Linked DNA regions of Homo sapiens: region 1 is linked to region 2. Evidence: read pairs that join two places in POLR2A ChIA-PET (ENCODE). Cell type or tissue: GM12878. All regions are shown on one strand. Links, peaks and the distances in the headings refer to the core of each region. The heading gives the core; the rest is flanking DNA.

What was found. ChIA-PET counts read pairs that join two places held together with the same protein. Peaks named below come from ENCODE experiments on the same cell type or tissue, not always from the same donor. Only the 100,000 strongest peaks of a DNase experiment are listed, where the experiment ranks them.
Region 1: POLR2A ChIA-PET joins it to region 2 with 11 read pairs; 17 of 35 experiments call an interaction of 5 or more read pairs at or near these places.

Annotation. Positions count from the first base shown.
Region 1 is chr7:21,410,630-21,416,010 of GRCh38, reverse strand. No RefSeq gene overlaps it. Among named protein-coding and RNA genes, the nearest start is that of SP4, 15 kb to the left of the region's middle. In GM12878, for the core only: a CTCF peak has its summit at 4,852; a DNase peak (open chromatin) is centred at 3,380; H3K27ac peaks cover 1,237 bases.
Region 2 is chr7:21,350,900-21,356,280 of GRCh38, reverse strand. No RefSeq gene overlaps it. Among named protein-coding and RNA genes, the nearest start is that of SP4, 74 kb to the left of the region's middle. RefSeq lists enhancers at 876-925, 2,990-3,199. In GM12878, for the core only: no CTCF peak of the experiment used is centred there; DNase peaks (open chromatin) are centred at 770 and 3,330; H3K4me3 peaks cover 1,375 bases; H3K27ac peaks cover 3,577 bases.

The DNA of each region.
Region 1 (5,381 bases), core at 288-5,287, 60 kb before region 2:
GGAATGTTGTAAAAGAGGATTTATGCATCTGACAGCATCCAGACCCAAATTCTGTGGAGACCAAAGTTTTTAAGGTTGGGGGGCACTTTTTCCAAACAAAGGATACAAAATTATGAATAAAAATAGATACAGAGGCTTAGAAGGCACTTTTGCGAGTGAATGGTCCTTGAAACTTAAGCTTCAATAGCTTTGCAGTAAATTCATATCAAGGAAGTCAGTGGATATCAAACAACTGTGAGATTTAAATTGTTTCTAAATAATGAATAATTCTTCTTTTTTTTTTCTTTTTTTTTTTGGAGACGGAGTCTTGCTCTGTTGCCCAGGCTAGAGTGTGATGGCGTGATCTCGGCTCACTGCAACCTCCACCTCCTGGGTTCAAGCCATTCTCCTGCCTCAGCCTCCCAAGTAGCTGGGATTACAGGCACCCGCCACCATGCCTGGCTAATTTTTTTTGTATTTTTAGTAGAGACGGGGTTTCACTATGTTGGCCAGGCTGGTCTCGAACCCCTAACCTCGTGATCTGCCCATTTCGGCCTCCCAAAGTGCTGGGATTACAGGTATGAATAATTCTTCTTAATTTTAAAATAATTATCCTGTTATCTCTGAGACAGGTAGTGAAAAGAGAAAGGAAATGAAGTAAGACACACCTAGCTTCCTATCCTGCCTCAGCCAGGTAACCTGGGGCAAACTATGTGATCTCTTTGAGCCTCAATTCCTTTATCTGTAACATTGAAGTGATGATGTCTATCTTGAAATATTTGAGGGGAAAAATTAAATAAAAGTGTGTATGTAAAGCGCTGATATATAGAAGTTGTGCAATTCATGATAGCTAAACTGAAAGACTAATAAGATTTGGGTAGTCATAAGGATAAGATTTTTAAAGATGTCATTTGGAGTTCTCGTGTCATCAGGAAGATGACAAATAATCTTATTTCACATCCTCGAATTTAAGGCGTAAGACAAGAGTTCATAAAATGTCACCAAGCTGTGATAATCATATTAGGCTTCCTTCAGCCAATTCTAGCTTGTGAATGGAATGGAAAAAAATCACTCACATAACTGGTTGGCCAAGATAAGAACCTTTGTACTCTTTGTTCCTTCTTCTTTCTTTCAAAGTTCGGGATCAGAATCAAGGACTAGGGCATTTCTTGTCACTCTGTATCCAAGACGCAAGTGGCCAGGTTTAAGTGTACACAGATGGGCCACATTATCAAGGAGGTAGTAGGTTGGCAGGAAACTATTATATCATGCAGCTCTAGGACACCATTCATCTAGAAGACTGTACTCAAATTGAACTCCTCAGTCCAGCAGAGATGGGGTCACTTGGGAGCTTGTTAGAAATGCAGAATCTCAGCCCCACCCATGTGTTTTAACAAAATTTCCAGGTGATTCGACACACAGCAAAGTTTGAGAAGTGCTAAACTAAACAACAATGTCCATGGCTCCCCCCCGCCCACAAACTTCTGCAGTGCTCTGCAGTTCTGAGGATCCCTCCCTTGGGTTCTTGGAATGCATTTTCTTTTTTTTTTTTTTTTTTTTTGAGACTCTGTCGCCAGGCTGGAGTGCAGTTGCGCGATCTCGGCTCACTGCAACCTCCGCCTCCCGGGTTCAAGCGATTCTCCTGCCTCAGCTTCGTGAGTAGCTGGGACTACATACACGCGCCACCACGCCCAGCTAATTTTTTTTACTTCAGTAGAGATGGGGTTTCGCCATGTTGGCTAGGATGGTCTTGATCTCCTGACCTCATGATCCGCCCACCTCGGCCTCCCCAAGTGCTGGGATTACAGGCATGAGCCACCGCGCCCAGCCTGAATGCATTTTCTTTTATAAGGTCAGAAAGGTAAGAAGGAGTGAGGGGCTGGCCTTCTTTTCCTAAGAGAAGGCCCAATCTGCCTGATTCTTATTGAGCTTTCATTCTATGGGTTCTCTTCCTTTCATGCAACTCATGAGACAAGGTAGTTCAAACTTGAGGGCAAGTTATACTTTGCAGAAGGTCCAGGCATCTCTCTGGCTACCACATTCCCTTCTAAGAGGTGGAAGAGGAACGATGGGGCCAAGGGTTGGCTCCTACTCCAGAGAGAGGCCCAGATTCTCTAAACCAATTCTCTTTATTTTTCTCTCTCTTCCCTCCTCTTCATCATCATCCTTTTTCTTTTCCTCTCTCTATCAGCTGGACAAAATAAGCCAGGGAGCAAATTCATTGGGAATGACTCCTGCCCTAGGAAGACCTAGATGACAGGCTCAACCAGTGTTGGAGCTCACTCACTCTCTTATCTTTTTCAAGCTAATCAGTATGTTCCAGATCCACCTTTCCTAACCTTGGCTGTGGCCTTGAGGAAAAGGGGAAAGAGGAAGAGAAACCTATTAGGCATGTATTATTTTTAAACCTCCAGACTAAACAAAATGAATCCTCTATTTGTCATAGCACAGCTTCTCAGGATGCACTGACATTTGGGAAGGCTCATTTAGTACAAAAAGACATGCCTTTGCTGCCAGTGACTATGTGTATGTTAATTACAAATACTTAGCACTTACTGTGTTATATATAAGCACTTTACATGTATTGACTGATTTAATCCCCCATTAGCTCTAAAAGTTAGGTGTTATAGTTGTTCTTATTTCACAGATGTGAAAATAGAGGCACTCAGAGTTTTAATAATTTGCAAGATTACCCAGAAAATAAATGGTAGGGAGTGGGGATTTGAACCCAAGTGCCTGGTGCCAGAAACCTTGCTCTTAACCTGCCTCTGACACTTGTCTCCAAGGAACCCTGCAAAGAGAGTTGTTTGGTTGGCATGTTCCTGCTCCTCCAGCCAGTTACCATCCTAATCGCATTACCATTCCCTACAGAGCTCCTTTGTCAAAGCACAGCCACAGATTTTAAATCATGAAGGATGTGTCTGACTTTGGTGAATGCGGCTGTTTGTTTAGTAGACCAACCAGATTTACAGATGAGAAAAGGAAGCATATCATAGGCTCAGAAAGACTTCCCACAGCACCAATAGTTTTTTTTTTTAACAACAACAACAACAACAACAACAACAACAAGAAAACCCTCAACAACGAAAAAACATAAAAAAGAAAAGAAATATGAAGGCCGCATAAGATAATTAGGGTAATTCAACCAAAGAGAGACAAAGAGTTACTCTTTTCCTAAAGCGAATTTTCTAAGGGTAAGATTTTCAAAACTGAACCAGTTAAATGTATTTCCTGTTCTCACCCACAGCTCCTTGCTTTGGGTAAGCAAGTATGCTGTTTACAAAGTACTTTCACAGATGTTTACTCTCTGATCTTCACAGCACCCCAAAGAGGTTGAGTATCTTGCCTAAAATAACACAAACTAAGTGGCAGAGTTTAGACTGCAGCCTGGTGTTCTGAGGTAGAGAGGCAGCTTCACTGCCTGCTCTCTGTTCTTTAGTGATAAAAGAAGAGTGGAAAGACATGTGAATCTCATACTTTAAATTTGGAAATTTCCAGTCACACAGAAATAACAGCTAGCAAGTTATCAAGGGCTTCACCATTCACCAGATGCTGACCTAAGAATGTCACATGGTGTAATTTGTTTAACCCCCAAAATAGATCAGTGAAAAGCCTGTTATAATCCACATCTTGCAGATGAAGAAACTGAGGTATGGAAAAGTTAAATGACTTGCCCAGGCTCATCCTTCTAGCAAATGGCAGAGCTAAGACTCCAACCAGGACACCTGTTTCCAGAGCTGTTCGCTTATTACCAAGCTCTCCCATCTCTGCTGAAAAATTAAGATCAAATTGACAAGAGAACTGAACAGCATTAGTCCTCAGAAACATCTGTGATGGAAAAGGGAGAGTACACAACATGTTTGTAGTGGGAAGAAATATTATTACAATACTCGCATGTTAAATAATCATTTGAAAGTAAACAGGATTATCAGTTAGGTGTCAGCATGGAATATTAATGATTAATAAAGTGTATCAGCTTATATAATCTGTATATCTTCCTGTGTAAGGAGCTGTGTGGAGTGATGGGGGCTCCAAAGACAAGCAAAAGGTGCTCCTGGCTTCAAGAAGCCCACAGGGAAGCTGGAGAGATGACAAACCATCATCACAGGAGAAGTTATACAACCCAGAAACCATAAATAAAAGTTCAATTGAAGCCATAATTGAAGAGATGTCACAAGGCAGTAGGTGATTAATTGCAAAATGAATTCTCCAGTCAATAACTGTAATGGGAGTTTAAGGCAAGGAGCAATCCCTCCAGGCTGGGGCTGTGAGGGAAAACTTTGTCAGGGAGCTTGAGCTTGAATTGGATCTTGAAGGATGCCCAAAATGTGAATAGCTGTAGGGTGGGAGGGGAAGGGAATTCCAGACAGAACAGTGTAGGTGAGCCGAGGTGTAGAAGCAGGAAAATACGGGGAAAGCACATTTGAGGTGGGAAAAAAAAAACAGGAGGCCTGGCTGGACCTGACATAACTCCAGGGCCAACCCCTCAACCCTTGGAGCTGCTGCTGTGGAAAACACTTCATAAGGCACCCTGGTACTATCCAATCTCGAACCATCCACCTGCTGTCTGCCTGCCTTCCTACTTCTAGGCCAGGGAGCCCTTGGTAACACATGCAACCACAAGATGGGCAAATCCTTCCAAAAATCTTGTGTTCTTCCCACACTCATGTCTGTTTCTGTTTCTCATGTGAATTCCTTGAGAAGTACAATCTATCCAGGCAGCCTGTTAGGAATATATCTTTTGGAAAGCCAGAAAATTTTACCATACTTCCCATCCCTGTCTTTATTCTTGGAGACTTTCTTAAAAGCAAGTTCCTCCTGTTACAGTAGGTAGCTAGTCAGACATGAGCAGGGCAGGACAGAGCACACCCTCCTGCCTCCACCAAGAGGCAGGCTCCACCAAGATGTCTGGTTGGACAGCCATCAGGTGATGGTCAAGCAGTTGTTAAACTGTTTCTCTAAAATAATAATTGGTCACAGCTGGCACCAAGGAAAGGCAGTCTCCCATTATCTAGAAACACCTGAAACTGGTGATTAGCAGCTTCCCGATAAGATCTCAGGAGGTGGGTGAGTGGACTCAACCATGCCCACAAAGAGGCAAAATGGCAGAGTTTAACTGTTATATCACCTTCCTCTAGGAGCACTGCACTGGTAAGGAACGAACGCCTCGAGTGAGCATGCGTGCAACCTCAGTAAACGTACTGTGCATGCGGCCCCTCCCAGGTGCTGGCTGACCACTATGCATGTGGACAGCCCACCCCAAGGGAACGATCAGGGGAGGAGGATGCCGTCGTATAAACCCCAAGTCAAAGGTCAAACCATGCACTTGATCTCTCAAGTCACCTGCTTGGTCCTCTTGCAAGTGTACTTTACTTCCCTTTGTTCCTGCTCTAAACCTTTTA
Region 2 (5,381 bases), core at 252-5,251:
CGAGACTCCATCTCCAAAAAAAAAAAAAAAAAAGAGAGAGAGACTGAGGTTTGCCATGTATGTTTGTGCAGGTTGGGCACTGCACAACTCCAAGGGCATTTTTACATTGTGGTCTACGTGAATGGTGCTCCTGGGACTCTTGCAGCACACAATCTATAAAGCTGAATATGGTAGCCTTGCTTACTAATGGGTAGGAATTAGATACAGAATGTTAAGCAGATGTGTGTGTGTGTAGATGATGGTGGTGGTGGTGACAGGTTGAGAAAGTAGATAGGCATTCCAAGTAGAGGGAACAGCATATTACAAGACCCTCAGGTGGGAAGGTACTTTCTTTTCTTTGTTACCTGACATGCGGGCAATTATTCAGACTTTCACAACCCCAAATGTTTTATTGGTAAAACTGGGGAAAACAAGTTTCATGGCTACTTAACTTGCATTGTCATTGTGAAGCATTGAAGCTATGTAAGGAAGCACAGTGCTCAGCATAGTGCTCAGTCTCTGTGTTTCCTTCTTTCTATTTCCTAGAAGCAAGGTGAATTTGGGGTCACCAACGTGACACTTAATAAATAGCAGGTACTTGATTCACACCTCTATCATTAACACTCAAAAGTTCTAGGACTATTAGTGATTGCTAAATAAGGTTTGCTTTCCAGGCAGCTAGTGCAAGAAAGGAAGGCAGGTTTGGACAAAATTATCAAGTTACCTTAGCTGTGTGGTGACCAAAAAGGGAACTGAAATTATGACATTGTCCCTCCCACCGCACAGTCCACACCCTTCTCACCCACACCCATCTGATCTTATCTCCTGCCCAATCTGACATTTTGCTCTTTCAGGAAGCAAGTTATGCTGTTCTTTTCTTATGCCTCCAGTCTATTTTTTCAACACTTTAATTTTATGTTATTGTGGTAAAATATACAGAACATGAAGTTCACCATGTAAATCATTTTTAAGTATACGATTCAGTACTTTTAAGTATGTTCACAATGCTGTGTGACTGTCACCACTATCCATTTCCAGAACACGTTCATTATCCCAAACAGAACTCTATAACTATCAAACAACAACTTCATTCTTCTTCCCGCCAATGCCTGGAAACCTCTATTCTGTTTTCTGTCTCTGTGAATTTGCCTATTCTAGATACTGCAAATAAGTGGGATCATAGGTTTATTTCACTTAGCATAATGTCCTCAAGGTTCATCCATGTTGTAGCATGTCAGAATTTTCTTCCTTTTTATGGCTGAATAGTATTCCATTGTATGTATGTGTGACATTTTGTTTACCGCACTTTCTTTTGTACAATTATCTTATTGCAGTGCTATTGTTTTTGTATGTATTGTGTGAGCACCTGATGGCAGATGTGTAGGCAGAAGTTCTAAAGCGGCCCCCAGTGAAGTCCCTCCCGAGTCCCTGGGACTTCAGAATGTGCTATCATGCTTGAGATTATGTTTTGTTACAGAGGGAGACCAGCCTGGATTAGCCTGGTGGGCCCAATGTAATAACATACATCTTTAAAAATGGAGTTTTCTCTGGCTGATGACAATAGAGGCAGTCAGGTTTGAAGCACGATAGTCATTTGGCACTATTACTGCTTAAAGATTGAGGAGCCATGGGAAAAGGAATGTGAGTGGCTTCAAAGAGCTGAGGCAGGTCCCAGATCTCAGATGGAAAGCACTTCAGTCCTGTAACTGTAGGGTACTCTGTCATAACCTGAATGGGTTTGGAAGTGGATTTCTCCTCAGAGCCTACACTTAAGTTCCCAGCCCGGCTGACACCTGAATACTGGCCATGGGTGACCCTGAGCAGAAATTCCTGCCACACCAGGTTGTTCTCTGGTATACTGAGTGGGGAGGTAATAAATGCGTGTTGGTTTAAGTTGCGAGATTTGTGGGTGATTTGTTACTCAACAACAGAAAAGGACGACAGCGAGGACCCCATCTTTTCATGTTTGTGTTTAGCCCACTGCCTGGAACTGACTAACTTCCCAACAAACACTAACCAAGTAATCGATTGAAGGAGGCAGGAAGAAGGGATGATGGGTGGAAGAGAAAAGGAAGAACAAATGAAGAAAGAATGGATGAGGCGGCAGGATGGCTTGAGACTAGCCTAGCCCTAGAGATAGGGAGACCCTGTCTCTACAAAAAATGAAAAAAAAAAAAAAAATTAGCCAGGTGTGGTGTCATATGCCTGTAGTTGCAGCTACTAGAGAGGCTGAGGTGGGAGGATCGCTTGAGCCCAGAAGCTCCAGGTTGCAGTGAGCTATGATTGCACCACAGCACACCAGCCTGGGTAACAGAGCAAGACCCGGTCTCTAAAAAACAAAACAAAACAAAACCAAACCAAACCAAAGAATGGAATATGGAGGAAGCAAAAGGGAAAAAGGTAGAGACCAGATGTAGGGGAGGGCATTCAAAAGGGCTGAAAGTGAATGAGGGAAATTTTTCCAAAGAAATCTAGAATATTCTTCACCTTCTTCAGAAATTCAGATGGTTAATGCTTTTAAAATTTTTAGTATTCCAATTATTCAATTGTGTAAAGTAAGTATTTGTTTAGTGTCCTGTCAGCACAGATTGTAACTTGAATGAACAGAAATCTTGAATGTGGTTTTATTTTGATTAAGAACAACACTTATCTTCGATGTCTTAGGCACCCGTATAGTCAAGAATAGCCTGCTGGTAAAAGTCCCTGAGGGCAGTTAGTCAAGGAGGATTGGACATTAATATCTTTGGATTTTGAAGGAACTTATTGGAAGTAATTTCAATAAGTTCAATAATTGAACTCGTATGCCTCATTCTACTCTAAGAAAAGAAAAATGAGTCGATCCTTTGCATGATCACTTATCTGGATTTTAAATAGATGCACAAGCTTCTGATACCTAAAGTGTCACTTGTATCCTCATGTAAATAGCAGGATAATTTCCTTGACAGAAAATAGCTTCCTCATCCATGCATTACTGTCCTCATGATTTCAGCATTAGAGATTCATTTCTTTAGATTAAACATTGATCTTGACCCTTGTGAAATGCAGCTATGTTACCAGAAGGAGTAAGCTGTAAGTTCATTAACCTTTAAACATTAATGAAACATATCAGATGATTTTTCTCTCCCTTGCACAAGAGCAGTGAGAATCTGGTCATATGGGGGAACACTAAAGAGGAACTAACATCAAAGTCAAATTTACTTTCTTAGAAATTCTGTGTAGCTCAAGCCCTGTCTGGAAAGCTTATAACTGAGTTCCAGTTTCGATTTCACTGGACTGATCTGCTGCATGCTCAAAGGTATATTCAAATGTCAAGGCAAGGACAGTTGCTATAGAGCTTAGTTCCTTCTTTCATTTGATTAGACACATAAAGGGGTCATGTTCATCAACATGTTTATTTTTTTTAAATGACAGAATGACAACCTCAACAAGCTGAAGAAAAATTGGGATATCCTCGGGCATGTAACTGAAGGGTACAGAAGAGCTGCTGACTTCCAACAGAGATGGGGGTTCTTGTGCCACATGTCATTATCGAAAGCCTCAGCCTCTCTGTTCTGCTTTCTTGTTTCCTCTCTTTTTCTCTGTCTTGTCTTTTTCTCTGTCTTGTTTCCTCTCTGTCTTTTGCTCTGACTCCTTTCTCCTCCCCAGCCATCCAATCTTCTCTCTCTACATGTCTCCGCTCTGCTTTTCCCTATGTTGCCTTTATTCTCTGAAAATGTCTTTCCTCTGGTAAAATACATGGTACCCTACACTGCTCCAGGGATACATTGTTAGTGCCATAGCCTACAGTTGGTTAGAGAAAGGGTACAGCACAAGTCCAGAGGATGAGCCTGATTGGCCGAAGTTGGCTGACTTTCCCATCCCTGCAATCCTTCTAAATAGGAAGATATGTTCCCTGTTTCCCATAGAGGCGAGGGCTTCTTTTACCAGAAGAGGTGAAAGGAAAAGGCTTTATGCAGATGAATCCATGACTTCCACAGTCTATTTCAGGGTTCTAGTTGGATTGGTGGGTTTAATGAACACTGTACTTCATTGCTTCACAGTGGATGGCAACATTTCTATTTCACATTGATGTTACATTTTTTGAAAATTTGTATAGCAGAGGTGGAAGAGGAGAAAGAGGTGGAGGGGAAGAAAGCAACGCTATAATTCTATTTATTGTCTATTCGAAGAATACAACAGCTGAATCATTGTCCTTCAAATTATTATTTTTTTAAAGAAAAAGCCCTTTTCAAAACTAGAAATGTGTTATTTTTGATAAAGTTGGAGATCCAAATTCCAATTTTACTGCTGCATTATCAGAGTTAAAAGGTAGTCACATCTGGTTAAGGATTGAGTGCCGAAATAAAATTTGTAAAACAAAATGAAAAGTTCTAGGCTTGGTTTGACTCCAACTCTTTAAGAGATCTTTGTTGCTTAATCATTATCTATTTATTTAATTAATTAATTAATTTATTTATTTATTTTTGAGACGGAGTCTCACTTTTTCGCTCAGGCTGGAGTGCCGTGGTGCAATCTCAGCTCACAACAACCTCTGCCCGGGGGTTCAAGCAATTCTCCTGCCTCAGGCTCCCAAGTAGCTGGGATTACAGTTGCGCACCATCACGCCTGGCTAATTTTTAGCCACCATACCCAGCTAATTTTTGTATTTTTTGTAGAGACGGGGTTTTGCCATGTTTCCCAGGCTGGTGTCAAACTCCCGGCCTCAAGTGATCTGCCAGCCTTGACCTCCCAAAGTGCTGGGATTACAGGCGTGAGCCACTGTGCCTGGCCTCATTTTTTAAAATGAAAAAAAAAAAAAAATATATATATATATATATACATACATATATATATAAGTATTAGCGACCATTTATGACACTAATGATGGTCAAAGACCTCTACACATACAAGCTTCGCATTATAAAGTTTCTAATGCAGAAAAATGTGGATTCTAGTCATCTTTTCTCACTTGGATGCATTTCTTGAGGACTTGCTGAGTAATGTATTTGGTACACTCTTGGTGTTGGCTACAAACAGGTAAGGAGAGAGACGGCATGACCATTCCCACAAAGTCAGTGAAATAAAAGACAGTCTTCCCAGGGACGACACAGTAGAGCCCCTCCCACTACTTTCTTACTTGTTATTATTGTTTATTTTTTTCAGGAAGCCCCAGTTGTCAGGCGTGGTGGCTCATGCCTGTAATTCCGGCACTTTGGGAGGCTGAGGCAAGCAGATAGCTTGAGCTCAGGAGTTCAAGACCAGCCTAGGAAACATGGCAAAACTCCATCTGTACAAAAAATACAAAAATTAGCTGGGTATGGTGGTGCAAGCCTGTAGCTACTTAGGAGGAGGCTGAGGTGGGAGGATCACCTGACCCTGGGGAGGTCGAGGCTACAGTGAGCAGTGTTCATGCCACTGCACTC